Linked DNA regions of Homo sapiens: region 2 is linked to region 1. The links are chromatin loops, found by intact Hi-C in ENCODE. Cell type or tissue: mesothelial cell of epicardium. All regions are shown on one strand. Links, peaks and the distances in the headings refer to the core of each region. The heading gives the core; the rest is flanking DNA. Region 1 has its middle 44 kb from the start of RMI1. Region 2 has its middle 23 kb from the start of SLC28A3-AS1.

Region 1 (5,382 bases), core at 268-5,267:
TCAGCAAGCAAGTAATAATAGTTTGGCTGGTAGAGGGTCTTGCCTTGATTTTTTTTTTTTTTTTTTATTTTAGAGACAGGGTTTTGCTCTGTCACCCAGGCTGGAGTGCAGTGGTATGATCATAGCTCACTGCAAGCCTCAGACTTCTGGGGCTCAAGTGATCCTCCCACATCAGCCTCCTGAGTACGTGAGACCACAGGTGTGCACCACTATGCCCAGCTAAATTTTTATTTATTTATTTATTTGTAAAGGCAAGGTCTCCCTTTGTTGCCCATGCTGGTCTCAAACTCCAGGCCTCAAGTGATCCTCCTACGTTGGCCTGAAAAAGTGCTGGGACTACACACATGAACCACCACGCCCAGCCGTGCCTGGATGTTGATGGCTGCTGACTAATCAGGGTGGTGGCTAAGGCAATTTCTAAAATAAGACAACAATGAAGTCTGCCATATTGACTGACTCTTCCTTTCATGACAGATTTCTCTGTAGCATGCAATGCTGTTTGATAGCATTTTACTTACTGTAGAAATTCTTTCAGAATTGAAGTCAATCTTCTTAATCCCTGCCACTGCTTTATCATCTAAGTTTATGTACTGTTCTAAATCTTGTGTTATCATCTCAACCACGTTTGTAGCATCCTCACCAGAAGTAGAGTCCATCTCAAAAAATCACTTTCTTTTCTCATCCATAAAAAGTAACTCCTCATCCTTTCAAGTTTTATTATGAAATTGCAGCAATTCAGTCACGTCTTCAGTCTCCACTTCTAATTCTAGTTCTCTTGCTATTTCCACCACCTCTGTAGTTCCTTCCTCCAGTGAAGTTTTGAGCCCTGCAAAGTCATCCATGAGAGTTGGAATCAACTTCTTCCAAACTCCTGTTAATGTTGATATTTTCACCTCCTCCTATGAACCATAAATGTTCTTAATGGCATCTAGAATGGTGAATCCTTTCCAGAAAATTTTCAATTTACTTTGCTCAGATCCATCAGAGGAATCACTATCTAAGGCAGCTATAGCCTTATGAGATGTAGTTCTTAAATAATAAGACATGGCCAGGTGCGGTGGCTCATGCCTGTAATCCCAGCACTTTAAGAGGTCTAGGTGTGTGGATCACTTGAGGTCAGGAGTTCAAGACCAGCCCGGCCAACTTGGTGAAACTCTGTCTCTACTAAAAATACAAAAATTAGCCAGGTGTGGTGGCGCACGCTTATAATCCCAGCTACTCAGGGGACTGAGGCATGAGAATTGCTTGAATCCAGGAGTCAGAGGTTGCAGTGAACCAAGATCATCCCACTGCACTCCAGCCTGGGTGACAAAGTGAGACTCTCAAATAAAAAAGATGAAGAAGAAGAAAGAAGGAAGAAGAAGGAAGAAGGAAGAAGAAGGAGAAGAAGAAGGAGAAGAAGAAGGAGAAGAAGAAGAAGAAGAAGAAGAAGAAGAAGAAGAAGAAGAAGAAGAAGGAGGAGGAGGAGGAGGAGGAGGAGGAGGAGGAGGAGGAGGAGAAGGAGAAGAAGGAGAAGAAGAAGAAGAAGGAGAAGAAGGAGAAGAAGGAGGAGGAGGAGGAGAAGAAGAAGAAGAAGAAGAAGAAGAAGAAGAACAACAACAACAACAACAACAACAACAACTTGAAAAATTAAGATCAAGGAAAAATTATTCCTTAATCCATGAGCTACAGAATGGATATTGTTTTAGCAGGCATGAAAATATTAATCTCCTCATACATCTCCATTAGAGCTTTTGGGTGACCAGGTGCACTGTCAAAGAACAGTGATATTCTGAAAAGAATATTTTTTTCTGAGGAATAGGTCTCAACAGTGGGCTTAAATTGTTTAGTAAATTACGCTGTCAATAGATGTGCTGTCATTTGGGCTTTGTTGTTCCACGTATAGAACACAGGTAGAGTAGACTTAAAATAATTCTCCTTCTTTGAGATAGAGTCTCACTGTTGCCCAGGCTGGAATGGCACAATCATGGCTCACTGCAGCCTTGGTCTCCCCAGGCTCAGGTGATCCTCCCACCTCAGTCTCCCAAGTAGCTTGGACCACAGGCACACCCACACCTGGCTAATTGTATATTTTGTAGAGACTGTTTTTCGCCATGGTACCCAGGCTGGTCTTGAACTCCTAGACTCAAGTAATCCACCCACCTCAGCCTCCCAAAATGCTGGGATTACAGGTGTGAGCCCTCATACTTAGCCAACGTAATTCTTAAGGGCTCCAGGATTTTAAACATGGTAAATGAGCATCAGCTTCAACCACATGTCACCAGTTGCATTGGCCCCTAACAATAACGTCAGCCTGTCTTTTGAAGCTTTAAAGCTAGGTGTTGACTTCTCCTCTCTAGCTGTATAAATTCTAGACAGCATCTACTTCCAATTTAAGGCTGTTTTGTCTACATTGAAATTTTCTCCAGTGTAGCCACCTTTATCAATGACCTTAGCTAGACCTTCTGGGTAATTTGCTGCAGCTTCTACATCAGCACTTGCTACTTTAGGTAGTACTTTTTAAGTTATGTCAGTATTCCATTTTATGGATATACCATATGTCGTTTATTCATTCATCAGTTGATAGACACTTGAGTTACCTCCACTTTTTGCCTACTATGAATAATGCTGCTATGAACATTCATGTGCTTTGATATATAAATCATACATACTGTTTTGTTGCATTTATATGAAATTCAAGAACAGGCAAAACTAATCTACAGTGGTAGATGTCAGAAGAGTAGTTACCCAGGGGCAGGCAACTAGTGTTTACTGAAGAAAGGTACCAAAGAAATTTTCAGGAGGAATAGAAACATCACATATTTTCATGTAGGTGGAGGTCACAAAGAGGTAGGTAACTTAAAAGTCATGGAATAATGAGATACCACTTCACATCTATTAGAATAGCTATAATCAAAAAGATAATATTAATTAATTTTAATGCTTAGTAATAATTGGCCGGGTGCAGTGGCTCACGTCTGTAATCCCAGCATTTTGGGAGGCCATGGCGGGCAGATCACTTGAGGTCAGAAGTTCAACAATGGCCTGGCCAACATGGCGAAACTCTGTCTCTACTAAAAATACAAAAATTAGCTGGGCATGTTGGTGCGTGCCTGTAATCCTAGCTACTTGGGAGGCTGTAGCAGGAGGACCCCTTGAACCTGGGAGGCAGAGGTTGCAGTGAGCCAAGATCATGCCATTGCACTCCAGCCTGGGCAAAAAGAGTAAAACTCCATCTCAAAACAACAACAACAAAAAACAAAACAACAACAACAACAAAACTTAGTAATAATTGTTAGCAAAGATGTGGAGAAATGGAAATCCTTGTACATGTTAATGGGAATGTAAAATGGTGCAACCGCTCTGGAAAACAGTTTGGCAGTGCCTCAAAATATTAAAAGTAGAGAACCATATGACCCAGCAATTCTCCTGGTATGTAGCGAAGAGAAATAGAAACACATGTCCACAGGAACACAATTGTTCATAGCAACATTATTCATAATAACCAAAAGTAGAAACAGCCTAAATTTTCATCAACTGATGAATGGATAAATAAAATGTGGTACATGCACAAAATGAACACTATTTGGCAAAAAAAAGGAATGAAGTGTTGATACTTGCTGCAACGTGGATGAATCTCGAAAACATTATGCCAAATGAAATAAGTCAGTCACAAAAGATGACACATTGTAAGATTTCATTCCTATGAAAGGGCCAGAATACTGTAGTGAGCCATGATGTCACCACTGCACTCTAGCCTGGGTGACCAAGCAAGACCTAGACTCAAAAAAAAAAAAAAAAAAAAAAAAAAAACAAGGGCCAAAATAGACAAATATTAAATATATGGAAAGAGCAAGTAGACCAGTGGTTCCCAAGAACTGGCAGGGTAAAGAGAAAGGGAGGACAGGAGCGACTGCTAATGGGTACCAGGTTTCTTTTAGGGTGATAAAAATTTTCTAAAATTAGACTGTGATGATAGGTATAAAAATCTTTAAATATAGGCCACATGTGGTGGCTCACGCCTGTAATCCCGGCACTTTGGGAGGCCAAGGCAGGCGGATCACCTGAGGTCAGGAGTTAGAGACCAGCCTGACCAACATGGAGAAACCCCATCTCTACTAAAAATACAGAATTAGCAGGGCCTGGTGGCGCATGTCTGTAATCCCAGCTATTCGGGAGGCTGAGGCAGGAGAATTGCTTTAACCCAGGAGGCGGAGCTTGCGGTGAGCCGAGATTGCGCCATTGCACTCCAGCGTGGGCAATAAGAGGGAAACTCTGTCTCAAAAAAAAAAAAAATCTTTAAATATACTAAAAACCATTGAACTGTACACATTAAACAGGTGAATTTCGTGGCACGTTAATTATATCCCAATAAAGCTATTTTTATTAAGCCATTGAGCAATACATTTAAAATTTGTATATTTAAACATATGTAAATTATACTCTAAGGTATTGATCAAAAGACATATTATGAACCACTAAAAATAAAGTAAGAAGATCTAAGTAATAGAATCGTGGAATTTTATGGAAGGATGAGGTCTTGGAGGTCATCTGGTCCAGTATTTTGACTGGATAAATAAGAAAACTGAAGTTTGGGGAAACATGACTTGTCTATTCTCGATGGCACAACTGAAAAGAAAGTCAAAGAGTAAATTTGATGATGGGTTGCCAGGATATATACTGAATATCCAAAAACAGGTTTCTAGTATAACATGTATAGATTGCTATATTCAAACACAGAAGTTCCAGAAAATACCTGCGCTCGCGTATATAAAGCAATATTTGTTGGAAAGTATTAACTGGTCTTCTTAGCATGGCCTGTCTGACACATTCTCTTTTATGCAAGTCCCTTAAGAATAAGACTTCAAGACTGGGCGCGGTGGCTCACGTCTGTAATCCCAGCACTTTGGGAGGCTGAGGTGGGCAGATCATGAGGTCAGGAGATCGAGACCATCCTGGCTAACACAGTGAAACCCCGTCTCTACTAAAAATACAAAAAAATTGCCAGGCGTGGTGGCGGGCGCCTGTGGTCCCAGCTACTCAGGAGGCTGAGGCAGGAGAATGGTGTGAACCCAGGAGGAAGAGCTTGCAGTGAGCCGAGATTGCACCACTATACTCCAGCCTGGGCAACAGAGCGAGACTGTGTCTCAAAAAAGAGAAGAATAAGACTTCAGTGGAAAAGGATGTAAGAACAAACATCTTTTATGTGTGCCACTTTAAACCATTCCACTTTCCCTTTCCAGTTGTTATCCATTTCTCTGGATATTGTTCTTTTCCATTGCTTCTGATTGAAAACATTTTAAAATAGTTAGAAAGAGTTCCAAAGAAGTCAAATAATATGTAGCAATTAATGACTAAATATAAGGAATGCAAAGTTGGATAATCCAGAGCAAAGATAACTTG
Region 2 (5,382 bases), core at 226-5,225, 230 kb before region 1:
TGATCACGAAAGCAATCTCTTTTCAATATCAGAAAATTAGAAAATGTTAACTGGGCCCAGTGGCTCATGCTTACAATCCCAGCACTTTGGGAGGTGAAGGGGGGAGAATCACTTAAGCCCAGGAGTTTGAGATCAGCCTGGGCAATATAGTGAGATCCCATCTCTACAAAAAATTTAAAAATTAGCCAAACATGGTGGCACACATCTGTAGTCCCAGCTACTCAGGAGGATTGCTTGAGCCCGGGAAGTTGAGGCTACAGTAAGACATGATTGCACCACTGCACTCCAGCCTAGGCGACAGAGCGAGACTCTGTCTCAAAAAACAAAGAAAAAATTAGAAAGTGTTGATGAGAAAAAAAGGAAAATCAAACCATCATATTCTTATTCCCCCAAGATTACCACAGTTAACCCCAATGTGCAAATCCTCCCACACTTTCTCTCTGTACATATATATGTATTTTATATATACATATACAGGTATACTCTTATAAGTATATATATATATACATATATAAAATCAGTCATCTTTCCATGTCAATCAATTTTCTTCTTATTTAATGCCTTTCCAATTTTCTCCATTGTCCCCAAAACATCTGTTATTTTAGGAGTTTAGCTAAACCACATCCAATCCAGGACCACACGCTGTATCTGGTTGTAATGTTTTTAAAATCTCTTTAAATCTAGAACACTCGTCTCTTACTGCTCATCACTGATTGAAGAGTCTAGGCCAGTTGTCTAGTTAAAGACCCAGCCTCTGGAATTATTTGCCTTGTTGCTTCCTTAGATGTTCAGTTTTTTTGGGGGTGGGGGGTGTTGTTTGTTTTGTTTTGTTTTGAGACAAGTTTTCTGTTTGGTTTGTTTTGTTTCTTGCTCTGTCACCCAGGCTGGAGTGCAGTGGTGCAGTCTCGGCTCACTGCAACCTCCACCTCCCAAACTCAAATGATCTTCCCACCCCAGCCTCCTAAGTAGCTGGGACCACAGGCTGGAGCTACCACACCCAGGTCCTCAGTTATTAAGCTTGTTCTTCCATCTCTATATTCCCTGTGAACTGGAAATCAGATCCAAGGGATTAGATTCCAACATTTCTAGGCTAGAATCCATCCGGAAAGCTGTGGAATGCTTTACACTGTCCCACATCAGCAGACACTTCACACTCAGTTGCTCACCATTAGTAACGCTCCCATTGCCCACTGGGTAGGGAGATGATAGTCTAATCTATCTATCCAGGAAGTATCCTTTGGGGTGTTACTTTGGCAAATTATTTTCCAGACTTTAAACCTTTGTAGCCAGTATCCTGATCCAAAAACCATACCATAAGTAACTAGTAAAGAACAGACAGGACCAGTTTGAGATCAAAGCCAGGGAGGAGTAAGTGGGGAAGAGTGAAGGTACGAATTTGCTTAGTGTTCACAGCTGGAAGGAAGACTCACTGTTACAGTTTTCACGGTGCCCTCTACCTTCCAAAGTAATTGATAGACATTACGGAAGCTTGGTGTACATCACAAGCCCCGAGGACTCGAGGGAGACTGAGCAACTGGGAAAGTCAGCACCGGGTGTTGTGTCATTTTTTTTTTCCTGAAAAGCTCTTCTCGGGAGGTCCTCAGGGATTCTGATTTCTCTTTTAACACTCATTAGTCAAGGTGATAATGCCAGGCTCACACATATAAGTTCTCCAGAAATAAGAACTGCCTGTAATCTTCCTCAGAGGAGCCTGATCTAAGTATCTACTTGAGCTACAATCCCATAGGGTTGGATATTGTCACAGCAACGAAACACCAGCAGGGACCTTGATCCCATCTCCCCACCTACCTACTTTAATCTCTGTCTCGGTCCTGGGGAACAACAATTCTGTGATAAGGACGTCATGCAGGTGAAGTTGTTTAATAGAGCTATGGTTGCTGAGTTCAGTGCTAGATAGGGGACCCCAGATGGGGCTCTCTCAGGTACACATCCCATCAGGCACCCACTGTCACTGTGATTTGGTGGTCTTGTTAGCCATGCACAGTATAGGTTGTGCTGTTTGCTTTTTTGAGGTAAGAGGGGCACCGTATTTCAGACAGCAGGAAAAAACCTGAATTTGTCAATCCTATACATACAACTGCATTTATACTCAGGAGAAATATACCTCTGAAGAGGTTTGCCTCTGTGCCTTTAAGCAAGACATTCGCAGAATAAATCAGAGCTGAGGTGGCTCTGTCTGAGACTGTCAGGATGGCCCAATTTCCAGAATAATAACAGAGATGTGCTTGGATAAGGCAAATTGGCTCAGGACATGAGAGGCAGAGAAAATACATAACACAGCCCTTGGCTAAGCGGAAACTCAATAACTACCGTCTGAATGATGCAGCCAGGTAAATCTCCTAATGGACACCAAGTTGAAAATTAAAAGGAAAAAGAAGAGCACAGTGTTTAGAAAAATGGGTCCTACAGGCTCTTCTCCCTGCTGCTTCGATGCTAGGAAGGTTCTTCTAGACTGCTTTTAGTACAAGAAGCTTGTACAACCAGTTCGGCTGGAAGTGTGCCTGCCACCCTGCCACGGCCCTCATTAGATGACTCTGACCTGTTGAAAAGCTGAAAATAGAACATTGAGCCATTTTCTCTGCAGCTCAACTGTTATAATTGTCTGTCTTTCTAAATATTAGCAGTACCCTAGTTATACCGTCATTTTAAAAATACTTGTCCATTTTTACCTTTTCTTAACACCACTGACCACCACACTACTTTTCTTCAGGGAAAGGTTTTTTATGTAAAGAGAGGAGTGACTTTCATTTTATTTCCTTTCTCCCTAGACAGCTAGAGATATTACTTTAAAAACAAATTCTTGAGGGCTTTTATCCTTGGTTTAAATCACCTGGAAAAATCAGTAGGGAAGAATAGAGTATTTCCTTAGTTACCAATTGGCTGTAGTAACTAAAGCCTGCAAAAATCCATCTCACACTTCCTATTAAAATTTTATAAGCATTAAAAATATTCACTTGGATGCTGTATGGTGTTTTTTCTTTTGCGACCAAGCTGAATTTTTTTCACTCTGACTTCTATAGCCTGGCTGATTTTTCTTATTTACTTACTTAAAATTTTTTTAAATTAATAAGTGAACTCCTGGCAGGGAACAGGGCTCACAACTGTAATCCCAGGGCTTTGAGAGGCTGTGGCAGGAAGATAGCTTGACACCAGGAATTTGAGACCAGCTTGGGCAACATAGTGAGATCCCATCACTAAAAAAAAAACTTTTTTTAATTAGCCAGGTGTGGTAGTATGTGCCTGTAGTCCTAATTACTCAGGAGGCTAAGGCAGGAGAATCGCTTGAGACCAGAAATTCAAGGCTGCAGTAAGCTACGATCACACCACTGCACTCCAGCCTGGGTGACAGAGAGAGACCCTGTCTCCAAAAAAAAAAAATAATAATAAATAAATAAATAAATAAATAAGCGAGCTCCCAGTTCTGTTCAATAAACCAATGGCCTTTGAATTTTCCAATAGGAGTCTCTTCCGAATCTGGAACCAAGCCTTGGCAACACAGAGTGTTGGATGGACAACACACATAATAAACTGTTTACCCTGAAATGCATGTTTCAAAGGCTTCTCTGCATTAGATGACAGACTTCCTACAAATCATAACTAATATTCATGTCAACTTCCCTTTTCCAGCTTTAAAGCTGATACAAATGCCCTCTCTGGTATCTGTGGACTAACATTTCCCTAGCCCCTAGTTCTCACTTTCTATGTGCTTAGCTTAAAGGGCCTGACTCCAACTGGACTGAATATTTTTTTGCAAATCTATGGGCTTTTGAACATCGGACTTTTCAGGAATCTTATTTAAAGCACAAATTTCCAGGCCTCACCTTCCACAGACTCTGATCTGGTAAATCTTAGTAGGATCCATGAGTCTGCATTTTCAACAAGCTTCTGTCCCCACCCCAAGTAAATGGTCCTTGGAATGCACTTTGACCAACATTTCTCCAAGAATGTCAATCTCCAAAGCTTTTGATTAATGCTGTTTTCATTCATTTAGTCAACAAATGGTGGCTAGGTACCCACTATGTGCAGGATGCCACTTGAGGGACAGATAAATTTCATATGGGCCCTGCCCTCAAGAAACTTACAATCTAATGGGAGAAATGAGACGTGAACATCAATAACTAACCAAAGGAGTAAGAGGTGGTCCTGAGAGAGACAGATAAAATATTATAAGAGTTCAGAGGAGAAAGAGGTAACATTGAGATAGAAGGGATAAGGCATGGTTTTATGGAGAGATGAGGTATGCATTAAACCTGAAAGTACAAAGTATTTGGGCACATGGAGGTAGAAAAGCAGAGTCACTGTCAAACATAGCAGGCGCGAGCAAAGCCACAACGTGGGGGAGGATGAGGCTGTGTAGGGAAGAGGGAGGCATTTAACTTGCTTGGAGCACAGGGTGCAGGCAGGGGCAGAGAAGCAAAGGAGCTTATAAAAGAGAGTTGTAGCCAAATCCTGGAGGGCTTTGAATGCCAAGTCACAGAGTAGGGTCACGAGTAAGAGCTTTAGGTATACCCGGAAAACGGGTGACTGTGAGCCGAGTTGCAAGTAGCCACAAGCTGCACTAAGCAGGTAGCAATGTGGCAGCTGTGGGCATTCTTCCTAGACGGAGGGAAAAAAATCTACTGAGCTCTTCTCTGTAAGAATCCCTCAACCCTACAGTCCAGCCAGAGCATCATTCATTATTTCTCAAAATATGATGTCCAATGTAAGCTCACACCTTGCCTTGTAGTAACCCATTAATGTTAGAAAAGGGCTAGCGCTTTTACCTGTGGGTTTAACCATCACAAAGCCTATAAGTGCTCCTTGAGAAGAAAGGATGAGAACAAAATGCAAGGTGAGAGTGCTCCATGCTCTCACACTTTTCTCCTCTCGAGAACACTACTACTTCTCCACACATGCTCCAACACACACATACACACACACAGCCAAAACTTAGGGGAGATGGCTGGCTGAAAATAAGGGCACAGTGGTATTAAGACTAGACCTTCCCTGGTCAAATTTTCCATACCCTGTTTAATGAGTAAGTTTTATTTACAGTTGGCCCAACGTAGCCCAGGTTCTTTATTTGTAGATTCAGCCAGCCTTGGATCAAAAATATCCAAGAAAAATAAAAATAAAAACAGCAATACAACAACAAAAATTATTACAAATAATAAACAATACAGTCTAACAACTATTTATATAGGATTTACATCGTATTAGGTATTATAAGTAATCTAGAGATGATCTGAAGCTTATGAAAATATGTGCATAGATTATATGCAAATACTATGCCATTTTATATCAGAGACTTGAACTTCTAAGGATTTTTGTATCCTCAGAGGTCCTGGAACTAATACCCCATGGATACAGAGTGTATTACAG

The links. Peaks named below come from ENCODE experiments on the same cell type or tissue, not always from the same donor. Only the 100,000 strongest peaks of a DNase experiment are listed, where the experiment ranks them.
Region 2: a loop joins it to region 1, with 9 times the contacts of the local background. A loop is called at or near these places in 1 of 110 quality-filtered maps.

The regions. Positions count from the first base shown.
Region 1 is chr9:84,022,385-84,027,766 of GRCh38, reverse strand. No RefSeq gene overlaps it. Among named protein-coding and RNA genes, the nearest start is that of RMI1, 44 kb to the right of the region's middle. In mesothelial cell of epicardium, for the core only: no CTCF peak of the experiment used is centred there; no DNase peak of the experiment used is centred there.
Region 2 is chr9:84,252,284-84,257,665 of GRCh38, reverse strand. No RefSeq gene overlaps it. Among named protein-coding and RNA genes, the nearest start is that of SLC28A3-AS1, 23 kb to the left of the region's middle. In mesothelial cell of epicardium, for the core only: no CTCF peak of the experiment used is centred there; a DNase peak (open chromatin) is centred at 2,518.